Regions from separate parts of the Homo sapiens genome. Here region 2 is linked to region 1. A link is an interaction called in ENCODE POLR2A ChIA-PET data of the cell type or tissue named here. Cell type or tissue: GM12878. All regions are shown on one strand. Links, peaks and the distances in the headings refer to the core of each region. The heading gives the core; the rest is flanking DNA.

Region 1 (5,376 bases), core at 278-5,277:
TCTCTATCGCCCACTTAGTTCCTGAGGATTATCTCCACCTACTTGTTCTAATTTATGTATTCTCAATGGTGTTCTCATTTCACTCTCAAGGGGTGAAAACTGTTTCCTAGAGGCTAGGTGGGAAAAATCTTAGATATTACAATAATGTTTGCCTATCCAAATCTCTACCCTATCTGACAAAATCTTATTCCTTAGTATTTCATTTTAAGGGGAAGGAGTAGGCACAAAATGTCTAAATGGGTCTGAAGGGGCAAAAGTGATAAAAAAAAAAAAAAAACAGGCTGAGGGGCACTGCTCCAATTGAGACATGGTGCCAGCCTGAGGATAGGCTTCCCCTGCGGGCCTCTGCAGTGGCTGCTTTCTCTTCACAGCCGTCAAACCAGTGGCCTACAGGTGGGCCAGGTGATTGCAGCATCCAACTATCCCCCCTCCCAATTTCTAATGCCCCAGCTCTGAGTACAACATCAGCTTTTGCCACTGTCTGCCCATCTGTGTTGCAGTCATCTTCCAATCCCCAGGTCACAACCTGTCCTTCTTCTCAGAAGATCTTAGTATTAGTTTATGGCTCATTACTAGTCTCCAAATTTATTCCTGGTGTAGCTCTTATTGATTTCAATATCCATATGTTGATCCATCCAGTACACTGTCTCTTGGTTGATATCCTCTCCTTCAATGGTCTCCATCCTAAGAAACCCAGGACTCCAAGACAGCCAAGTAAGACACCAAGACAGCCTAGTAAGACCCCTACCCCGCCTCCGCCATTTGCTCCCTTGCCTGCTCTGAGTTGACTCATTAACCATGACTGCAACCTCTCTATATCCTCAATTCTAGGGCCCCTCTCTGGCAACCACCTCCTACATTTCCAGCTCACCCCTTCTTGTCCCCAACACCACGAAGTCTTTGACCCCACCAGGCCTACAATCTACTGATTATATTACTTTCCACTGCCCTCATTCCCCTGTCTTCCGAGGTAAAATTCCCTAAGCAGTGAATGCAACCACACCTTTACACATGCACTCACCTCCTCCAGTGTCCCTTTCCAGCTGTGTCCATTCACTCAGCTCAACAGGATCCCATATTAAACCCAACTTTCTGCCTACTCCATGATTGTACCCACACAGCTATTCACGGCTGGACAGAGACACAAAATAATGCTGACTGACCTCACTTTATATCCATCTGCCACCACCCTCAAGTAGACCCTAAGTTGTCTAACAGTCACACCATATCTCCCTAGTTCATGTACTCGCCCACCTCCTAGAGGACTCTTTCCTACCCTTTCCCCTCCTCACGCCCCCAGTGCCTTCCTTCCCTATCCTCACTGTAAGCTGATGACCTGGCTTCCTGTTTTAAGACAGTATCCAGAAGGCTCCCCCATGAGTGCACCCAAACAACACCCGTCAGCCGAGCCCAACCTGTGCTGTCCATTCCCTACCTCTCACCTGCGCAAGGACATCAGCCTGGCAATTCTCCTTTCTGCTGCATCATCAATAATCCCTTCTCCAAACTAGACTGCTGTCATCAACAAAATATGCTGTCATTTCTCCCATTCAAAAACAAAATCAAAACTCTTGGCCTTACTTTTCCCTCCATTTGCTATCCCAGTACTCTGCTCCAAATTATAGCAAAACTCTTCAAAACAACTACCTATATTCAAGTGTTTTCAGTCCTTTCCTCCCATTTATCATAAAAAAAATTTCAGATCCACAAGAATGTTGAAACAGTAATACGAATCTCTGTAAAGCTTCTACTCAGATTACCCAATGGGTAGCATTTTGCATATTTGTTTTCATTTACTCTCTCTATATATATCTCTCTCCCCACCCCAGAGTCTTTTGTCAGTAATCCTCATGACACTTCACCATGTCCCAGTTACTAAGCTACTGCCTCTCAGCTCTAAGCCTACCCTCTCTCCTTGGCTGTGATGCAGGGTCTGGGACATTCAGCTTTGCCGGCAGCTCCCTGTTAGGGTTTACCAAGTAGGGGCACTAGAGGGAGACTACAGGCTCCAAGGGAGAGAAGGCACTGCTCCTTTCTGCAGGTTGCATGTTAGGAGAGCGTCACCCAGCAGTGTTCCACCCCGGCTGCAGCAGAGCCCACCTGTAGCAGCAGCTGAACCCCACTGGCAGATTTTCACACTCACAGAACCAGCCTTATTGAGACACCAGCACCAGCCAGCATGCCCCCGTTCCAGGGTCTGGGTCCTGGGCACACAATCCCCTCCCTCAAACTCAGGGACACTAGCACCAGCCAAGCCCTTCCCTGGAGGTCTGAGCTTGAGTTTCAGAGGGGCCCCCACTCCAAGCTCATTAGTGGCCTCAGGTTGCCACATTTGGCATGGTTGATCATTCCCCACTCCCTGAAATATTTTCTCATTTGGATACCACGCTCTTCTGGTTTTCCTCCTACCTACTGGATGTTTTTTCAGCTCTCTGAACTCCTAAGATTGGGGAAAAGGAACTCCCAGTCTTTTTCCCATATACATTCATTTCCTTGGTGACCAATTCTAGTTTTGTGACCTTAATTACCATTTATGAATGTTGTGGAGGTAAGAGAGAAAAGTAATCTAGTCTACTGCTAGTGGGAGAGTAAATTAGTACCTTTTTTTGAGGGCAACTTAAAATCCATGTCTCAGAATTTTCTTACAGATATTCTCCCATACGAGTGCAAAGATAATATGTATTAGAATGTTCACTGAAACAATGTTTTTAATGGCAGAATTAAAAAATAAAATTGTAGTAACACCTGTTTGCTTTAAATTAACTGTGCTAATTATAGATGAGGCCTCCAGTACCATTTGTTTAAGCCGATTCCTTAGGATTTGCTAGATAGATGATTTAAAGCTAGGATTCTGGAGTTAGACCACTTAGCTTCAACTTCTAGCTCACTTACTAGATGTGTCGTTTCAGGCAAGTCATTGTGCCTCAGTTACCTCTTCCTAAAATGATACAAGAATGTTGTGAGGATTAAATGAGTTAATACAGGTTACAGGCTTAAGGAAGCACATGGTGCTCACTATGTGTACATTAAATGTTAGCTAACATAACCACTGCTACATTTACTAGGAAATAAAATTAATTTTTTATCAATTAGATTTCTCAGCAATTTGCAGTCTCTTCCTTTTGAATCATTCTGAAACACTGAGGGACTTACTTTTAGTCTTTACTGTCAAGCTAAAAGATGATAATGCAGAGATATCAGTTGAATATTTTACTCCCTTGAGGCTTAAACAGGCACATACCAGCAAGGCAGCCTTAGCCCTGCCAAGTCTCAGCCCCTAAGGTTCTGAATTAGTCAGAAACCACACTGCGCATACAGTTCCTCACCTCACACTTCCGATCTGCTTCGGAGACATTGAGGTTGTTTATGTTCTGCTCAATAGTTCTGTGTAAGTGCTTCTTCTTTGGCTTTACAGCCTTTTTGGTTGTTCCCATTTCAGTAGCACTTCCATCTAAAAGGAGAAATACAATTGCGTACTGCAAGGGCTGCTTTGAAGCATGTGATGAACTTACTAACTCAAGTTCTTCAAAACCTGTCGTAATTTAAACATGTGAGGCCAGGTGTGGTGGCTCATGCCTGTAATCCTAGCGCTTTGGGAGGCTGAGGCAGACGGATCACTTGAGCTCAGGAGTTCAAGACCAGCCTGGCCAACATGACAAAACCCCGTCTCTACAAAACAGTACAAAAATTAGCCAGACATGGAGATGCACACCTGTAGTCCCAGCTACTTGGGGTGGTGAGGCAGGAGGATCACTTGAACTTGGGAGCCAGAGGCTGCCGTGAGCCCAGATCACACCACTGCATACCAGCCTGGGTGACAAAGTGAGCCTCGTTTCAAAAAAAAAAAAAACAAAACTCCAACCCCAACCAAACAAAAAACACGCAGTTCTCTCAAAACATCAGGCATATTTAATCTGCAACTTATGGAGAAACCAAACTATTAGATTTGGCTTCTCACGCAAGTCCATTTCCAAAGACTCCCAGATCAGAAGTTCCTTAGTTGGTGATGTTTACACAACCTGGCCTAAATAAAATATAAACGCTTTTATAAGGCCCTTCTCTTTTTCAAGGAAATATAATTTTAGTGTTTGAGTATCTTCTCACGTAAGACCATATATGGTTCTAAAAATGCCCTGTCTTCAATAAAATGAGATCACTTATTTCTTGTGACCTTCTTCTAGTATATTACTCAAGTAACTACCTGGTATGCCCTAAAAAGAGCCACTTAAATCCAGATCCCTACCCACCTACCAGCAACATGGCCTTCTACTTCTTCCAAAGACGGTGCATCTTTGCCCAGCCCCCCAAGGACTCTGTATACATCGGCATGGACGGCATCCACGCGCACAGCATAGATCTTGGTGCTGGCATCCAGAGTACCCGCAGCCACCTAGTCAAACAATCAGAGCTGCACTCACAAAGATACACAAAAAACAACTTCTGAACAGGTAAAACACAGCAAGCTTCACAAAATATTTACTTGCCCCAAGGAAGCAATGACAAAGATCCCTCTATGACTGATAGGGAATAAACAGAATATATATTCTCTCTGTATTTCATCAGTTTAGGAAAAGAAAGTAAATTAACTAACATAACATCTAAATGAGAAGTCTCTCATGTATTTGCAGCATTCAACTGTGTTATGCCAAGTAGTAGAAATCATCATCATTTAATTCAGATGCAAGAGAAAGTGGACATCCTTCTTACTTTAAAGTTGGTTGGTTCGGTGTCTTTCTGTTTAAGAATCTCTGACATAAAATCAATCAAGTGCAAACCAAAAGCATTCTTGGTAGTGATTTTCTGAAAACAGAAAATTGCAGAAAGGATTGTTATTTATAGCCTAGGCTCATGTAAATAATGCTGCTTTTAACAGAGGAAGCTAAGTCTTTACATAGGAATACCCACATATTGTCACTGATCTCTCTTCCCAAAAACACTTGTCAAGAGCCAAATCCTCACAGGCATGTCCTCATGTTCAAGGCTAGGGAATGACGGCACAAAATTCCTGAATGCTCAGTGTGTGCAGGCCCTGCTCTAAGCACTGCACACAAAGGGACTCACCCTCCAAACAACTTCATGAGGCAGGCACTACCCCCATTCTCCAGAGGACACGGAAGCAAAATGGTTGGGTGGCTCACACACAGCTTAGAAGCATGTAGCCTCCAACTCAGGCTAGCTCCAGAACTCTACTATTAACTCATGCGCCATGCTGCCTTTCTAGATACACAGCAGATAGCTGGCAGCCTCTCAGGAGGTGCACCACGGGTCCAGAGTAAACAGTAAAACCACCAGCACTAAGATGACTCACCAGAGAATTATCATCATTGATTGTGCATTATCTACAGAAACAAGATAGCTGGATTTCCCCTGTGATCA
Region 2 (5,376 bases), core at 83-5,082, 160 kb after region 1:
ATGTGTGCATAAGAGAGAGAGAGAATATGTGTGTGTGTGTGTGCGTCTGCGAGCGCACACACATGCACAAGTGCGAAGGAGTTGCGGTTGCTCCATGTTCTGACTTAGGGCAATTTGATTCTGCACTTGGGGTCTGTCTGTACAGTTACTCATGTCATTGTAATGATTTCACTCCTAACTGTGACATTTTTATCAAATGTGTGAATAAATACATAAAGATTGGTACAAAAAAAAGTGTTTGTCTTTGGACAAATGGTGGTGGAAAAATCTTGCATATTGGACTTACCATTTCTTTCTGATCACAAAGTTGAAAAGAATTTTACTCTGAGAGTTGGGAGGTGGAAGTGGCAGGGCTTGTTCATTCTTGGTAGATAGTGGCTGACACAGTTTGCCTAGACCACGAGCCCTTTCCAAGTGACCTGCTTGGCAACTGAAAATAAACCACCTATGTCCACTTCCCTAGCTTGATATACTGACCCATATCCTTTCCCTTTAAAAAAAGATCACTTTGGAGGGAGCAGTGCTAGAGCTTAGCAGACGGTAGAAATCAGGAGGGACAGAAGCAGGCCTGAGGTCTAGGGTTGAGGTTGAGGAGAGGGTCAAGTCAGCGCTCTTGGCGGAGGGGCAGTCCTGCTGGCATGCTCTGAGCATAACATGAGTTTATGTGTAATTTTGCCTGTGGGAAGCACTAGGTGAACACAAAAGCACACCCAGTTGAACTGAGCTGCATAGGAACACACAAGGCACACGTCCCTGTGTGGTGTACCATCTGATTCCAGAGAACCGCACGCCCCATCTCATGCTTGCAAGCCGCAGCCCTTCCATCGGCCATCCTGGCTCTGCCTCACACTCTGCTCTTTATTCTCTTTCAACCTCATTTGTGTTTTACCTCTCTAATTTTTTTTTTTTTGAGACGGAGTCTCACTCTCGCCTAGGCTGGAGTCCAGTGACGAGACCTCGGCTCACTGCAACCTCTACCTCCCGGGTTCGAGCAATTCTCCTGTCTCAGCCTCCCTAGTATCTGGGACTACAGGTGTGTGCCACCAAACCTGGCTAATTTTTGTATTTTTAGTAGAGATGGGCTTTCACCATGTTAGCCAGGCTGGTCTCGAACTCCTGGCCTTAAGTGATCCACCCACCTTGGCCTCCCAAAGTGTTGGGATTACAGGCGTGAGCCACCGTGCCCGGCCTATAACATTTTTAAGTGACAAAATTTTAGAAATGGAAGATTGATTTAGAAATGGCCGGGCGCAGTGACTCATGCCTGTAACTTTCGGGGGCCGAGGCTGGTGGATCACCTGAGATCGGGAGTTCAAGACCAGCCTGACCAACATAGAGAAACCCCGTCTCTTCTAAAAATACAAAATTAGCTGGGTGTGGTTGTGCATGCCTGTAATCCCAGCTACTTAGGAGGCTGAGGCAGGAGAATCACTTGAACCCAGGAGGCAGAGGTTGCGGTGAGCCAAGATCACGACACTGCACTCCAGCCCAGGTGACAGAGCAAGACTCTGTCTTAAAGAAAAAAAAAAAACCACATAGACCAGGCAGGGTGGCTCACACCTGTAATCCTGACACTTTGGGAAGCCGAGGCAGGCGGATCGCCCGAGGTCAGGAGGTTGAGACCAACCAGGGCAATATGGTGAAACCCCGTCTCTACTAAAAATACAAAAAAATTAGCTGGACACAGTGGTGGGTACCTGTAATCCCAGCTACTCAGGAGGCTGAGGCGAGAGATTTGCTTGAACCCGGGAGGCAGAGGTTTCAGTGAGCCAAGATCACACCATTGCACTCCAGCCTGGGCAACGAGCGAAACTCGAAAAACCAAACAACAAACCAGAGCAACACCAGGGATCCCTTGCGATGCTGGTCTACCACCACAGTCAACTGTGGTGTTAGATACACAAAACTACACTGGTGATAAAATTTTAAAGCTTTTTTTTTTTTTTTTTCCCGAGACAGAGTCTCGGACTGTTGACCGGGCTGGAGTACAGTGGCTCGATTTCAGCTCACTGCAACCTCTGCCTCCTGGGTTCAAGCTATTCTGCCTCAGCCTCCCAAGTAGTTTGGATTACAGGTGCCTGCCACCACGCCCTGCCAATTTTTTGTATTTTTAGTAGAGGTGGGTTTTTACTATGTTGGCCAGTCTCAAACTCCTGACCTCGTGATCCGCCCGCCTGAGCCTCCCAAAGTGCTGGGATTACAGGCATGAGCCACTGTGCCCGGCTAAAATTTTATAGCTTTTTTTTTTTTTTTTTTTGAGACAGAGTTTTGCTGTTGTTGCCCAAGCTGAAGTGCAATGGCACAATCTCGGCTCACCACAACCTCCGCCTCCCGGGTTCAAGCGATTCTCCTGCCTCAGACCCCTGAGTAGCTGGGATTACAGGCATGCGCCACCACCCTGGCTAATTTTGTGTTTTTAGTAGAGACGGGGTTTCTCCATGTTGGTCAGGCTGGTCTTGAACTCCCAACCTCAGGTGATACACCTGCCTTGGCCTCCCAAAGTGCTGGGATTACAGGTGTGAGCCACCGTGCCCGGCAAATTTTATAGCTCTTTTTTTTTTTTTTTTAGATGGAGTGTCTTGCTCTGTTGCCCAGGCTGGAGTGCAGTGTCGCAATCTCAGCTCACTGCAAGCTCCACCTCCCGGGTTCACGCCATTCTCCTGCCTCAGCCTCCCAAGTAGCTGGGACTACAGGTGCCTGCCACCACGCTTGGCTAATTTTTTGTATTTTTAGTAGAGTTGGGGTTTCACCGTGTTAGCCAGGATGGTCTTGATCTCCTGACCTCGTGATCTGCCCATCTTGGCCTCCCAAAGTGCTGGGATTACAGGCGTGAGCCACTGCGCCCAGCCCAATCTTTCTTCTTTTTCTCTATGTTTTCTCTCACTTTGTCTTATCTTTTGTTCTCTTCCTCTTCATGCAGGGTGGTACGCGTGGGAGCTGGGTGGGCTGTCCAGTGTGTTTCTGCCTGCAAATTGCAGGTCAAGGTAGACTGCTTTATTTCTTAACCATTGACATATTTGAAACTGGTACCTTTTTATGTGTCACAAAGATTTGAGTATTGCACACCTAAACCCATTTCTCTATAGGCCTTGCAGTTTTTGTTGTGTGGTTTGTGTAGACATGTTGTGAGACAGCAGCACTGAGTGTTCTATGAACAGGAGAACCAAATAATAGGAAAGTAGTGATGCTTTAATAGCTAGCGTGGGCTTAGCTATCACAGCGTGGTGACCGTGGGTTGAGTGTTAGTATGAGGTTTTCATTTTAAAAAATGTATATATATATAGAAAAAGACGAAGAAACTACGTTGTATACCCTTCCCTTTGCTGGTGTTTAACATCTGCTGTGTGTGCTTTCTCTTTCTATATACACAGTGTCATGATCATTTGAAAGTAGGATGCAAACATCATGGTATTTCACCCCTAAACAGTTGAGCATGCTTTTTATAATACAGGTGTTCTGTGTAGCCACAATACCATGAGCACACAAGATAAATAACAATGCCACAATATCTAATAATGCAGTTCATATTAAAATTTCCAAAATGACTTTTATAGCCTCCCCAACCCAAGATTAATTATCGTGTGTTGCATTTGTCTCTTTGGCCACTTTTTTTTTTTTTTGTGAGACAGAGTGTTGCTCTGTCACCCAGGCTGGAGTGCATTGACACCATCTCAGCTCACTGCAACCTCCACCTCCCGGGTTCAAGCAATTCTTCTGCCTCAGCCTCCCGAGTAGCTGGGATTACAAGCGTGCACCACCACACCCAACTAATTTTTATATTTTTAGTAGAGATGAGGTTTCACCATGTTAGCCAGGCTGGTCTCAAACGCCTGACCTCAAGTGATCCACCCGTCTCAGCCCCCAAAACTGCTGGGATTACAGGCGTGAGCCACTTCGCCCGGCCTTCTTTGGCCACTTTTCATCTAGAACAGTAGTCTACCTTTTGTAACTTCACCTGTGCTTCATATAATAGAATGTAGAGCAGTGGTCTTCAAGCTTGGCTGCACTTGGGAAGCTTTGCAAACTCCCAAAGCCTGGCCCCACCCCAGACCATTGAAACCTCTAGGGGTGAGCAAGTGTTGTGCAAGTGTACATGAACAAGTGTTAAATGTTGAATGTGATCAAAGGGAGACAAATAGGCTAGAGAGGCAACAGTCTTCCTAGATCCGCATACTACTGATGTAAGTCTTGTCATACTGTTGGCTTATGCTGAGTTTGGGATTAGCCAATAATAGCCACCATTATTGAGCATCTACTGTGCCAGGCACCATGCTTCATGCCTTCATCTAATTCTATAGCCCTGTGAGTATGTAGCTAGTGCCTCATCTATAAAATGAAGAGATGGCATTAGAGGTTAAGTAATTTTCTTGCTCAGGGTCACACAGGAAGTGACAGCCAGGATGCAGACCTAGCTCTAACATCTCCAAAGACAGCTGGCAGCATGGCTTAAAACTTATGTTTTTAAATTTTTTTATTTTCCCCCTAAAACTTAATGTTTATAAATACTGCCAGATTCTTTCCCCTGGGGGTAGTTGACTTGTTTGGAAGCTTGGATCATAGCTTGCTTTATTTTTTATTATTTATTTATTTATTTTTATTTTTTGGCTAGTGACACAGCCCTCAGGAGATCTTGAGAACATATGCCCCATGAGCTTGCTTTTTAAAAAATTTTATTTTTTGAGATAGTCTCGCTGGTGCCCAGGCTGGAGTGCTGTGGTGCCATCAGATCTCACTGCAGCTTTGAACTCCTGGGTTTAAGTGAACTCCCACATCAGCCTCCTGAGTAGCCCAGACCAACCACAGGCATGCACCACCATTCCCATCTAATTTTTCTGTAGAGATGGGGTCTCACTGTGTTGCCCAGGCTGGTCTCAAACTCCTGACTTCAAGTGATCCTCCCACCTAGATCTCCCAAAGTATTGGAATTACAGGTGTAAGCCACTGTGCCTGGCCTAGGCTTGCCTGCTTGCTTGACTTTTGTTTTTTCAGAGTCCCACTCTGTCACCCAGGCTGGATTGCAGTGGCGCAGTCAAGGCTTACTGCAGTCTTCAACTCCCTGGGCTCAGGCAATCCTCCCACCTCTGCTGGGACTACAGCACGAGCCACCACACCTGGATAATTTTTGTATTTATTTTATAGGTGGGCTTTCACCATGTTGCCCAGGCTGGTCTCAAAACTGGCCTCAAGCAATCTTCCCAATTTGGCCTCCCGAAGCACTGGAATTATAGGTGTGAGCCACTATGCCTGGTTTAGGCTTGCTTTCTGTGTTAAATTTTATGTGGTTTACACTTCTTACCCTCTAGTTCCATCCAGTATAATAGCCAGTTGCTTGAACTTTATCTCTTTCACCAATTGTTTGAGTTCTGTTTCTGTAAG

The links. Peaks named below come from ENCODE experiments on the same cell type or tissue, not always from the same donor. Only the 100,000 strongest peaks of a DNase experiment are listed, where the experiment ranks them.
Region 2: POLR2A ChIA-PET joins it to region 1 with 5 read pairs; 4 of 35 experiments call an interaction of 5 or more read pairs at or near these places.

What each region holds. Positions count from the first base shown.
Region 1 is chr2:96,342,180-96,347,555 of GRCh38, reverse strand. It overlaps NCAPH (non-SMC condensin I complex subunit H), which reads right to left. Exons shown (of 18, transcript NM_015341.5): 4 at 4,708-4,800; 5 at 4,252-4,390; 6 at 3,327-3,451. Among named protein-coding and RNA genes, the nearest start is that of NCAPH, 9.1 kb to the right of the region's middle. In GM12878, for the core only: a CTCF peak has its summit at 1,974; a DNase peak (open chromatin) is centred at 3,335; H3K4me3 peaks cover 749 bases; H3K27ac peaks cover 2,282 bases.
Region 2 is chr2:96,179,717-96,185,092 of GRCh38, reverse strand. It overlaps STARD7 (StAR related lipid transfer domain containing 7), which reads left to right. Exons shown (of 8, transcript NM_020151.4): 8 at 1-234. Among named protein-coding and RNA genes, the nearest start is that of STARD7-AS1, 26 kb to the left of the region's middle. In GM12878, for the core only: no CTCF peak of the experiment used is centred there; no DNase peak of the experiment used is centred there.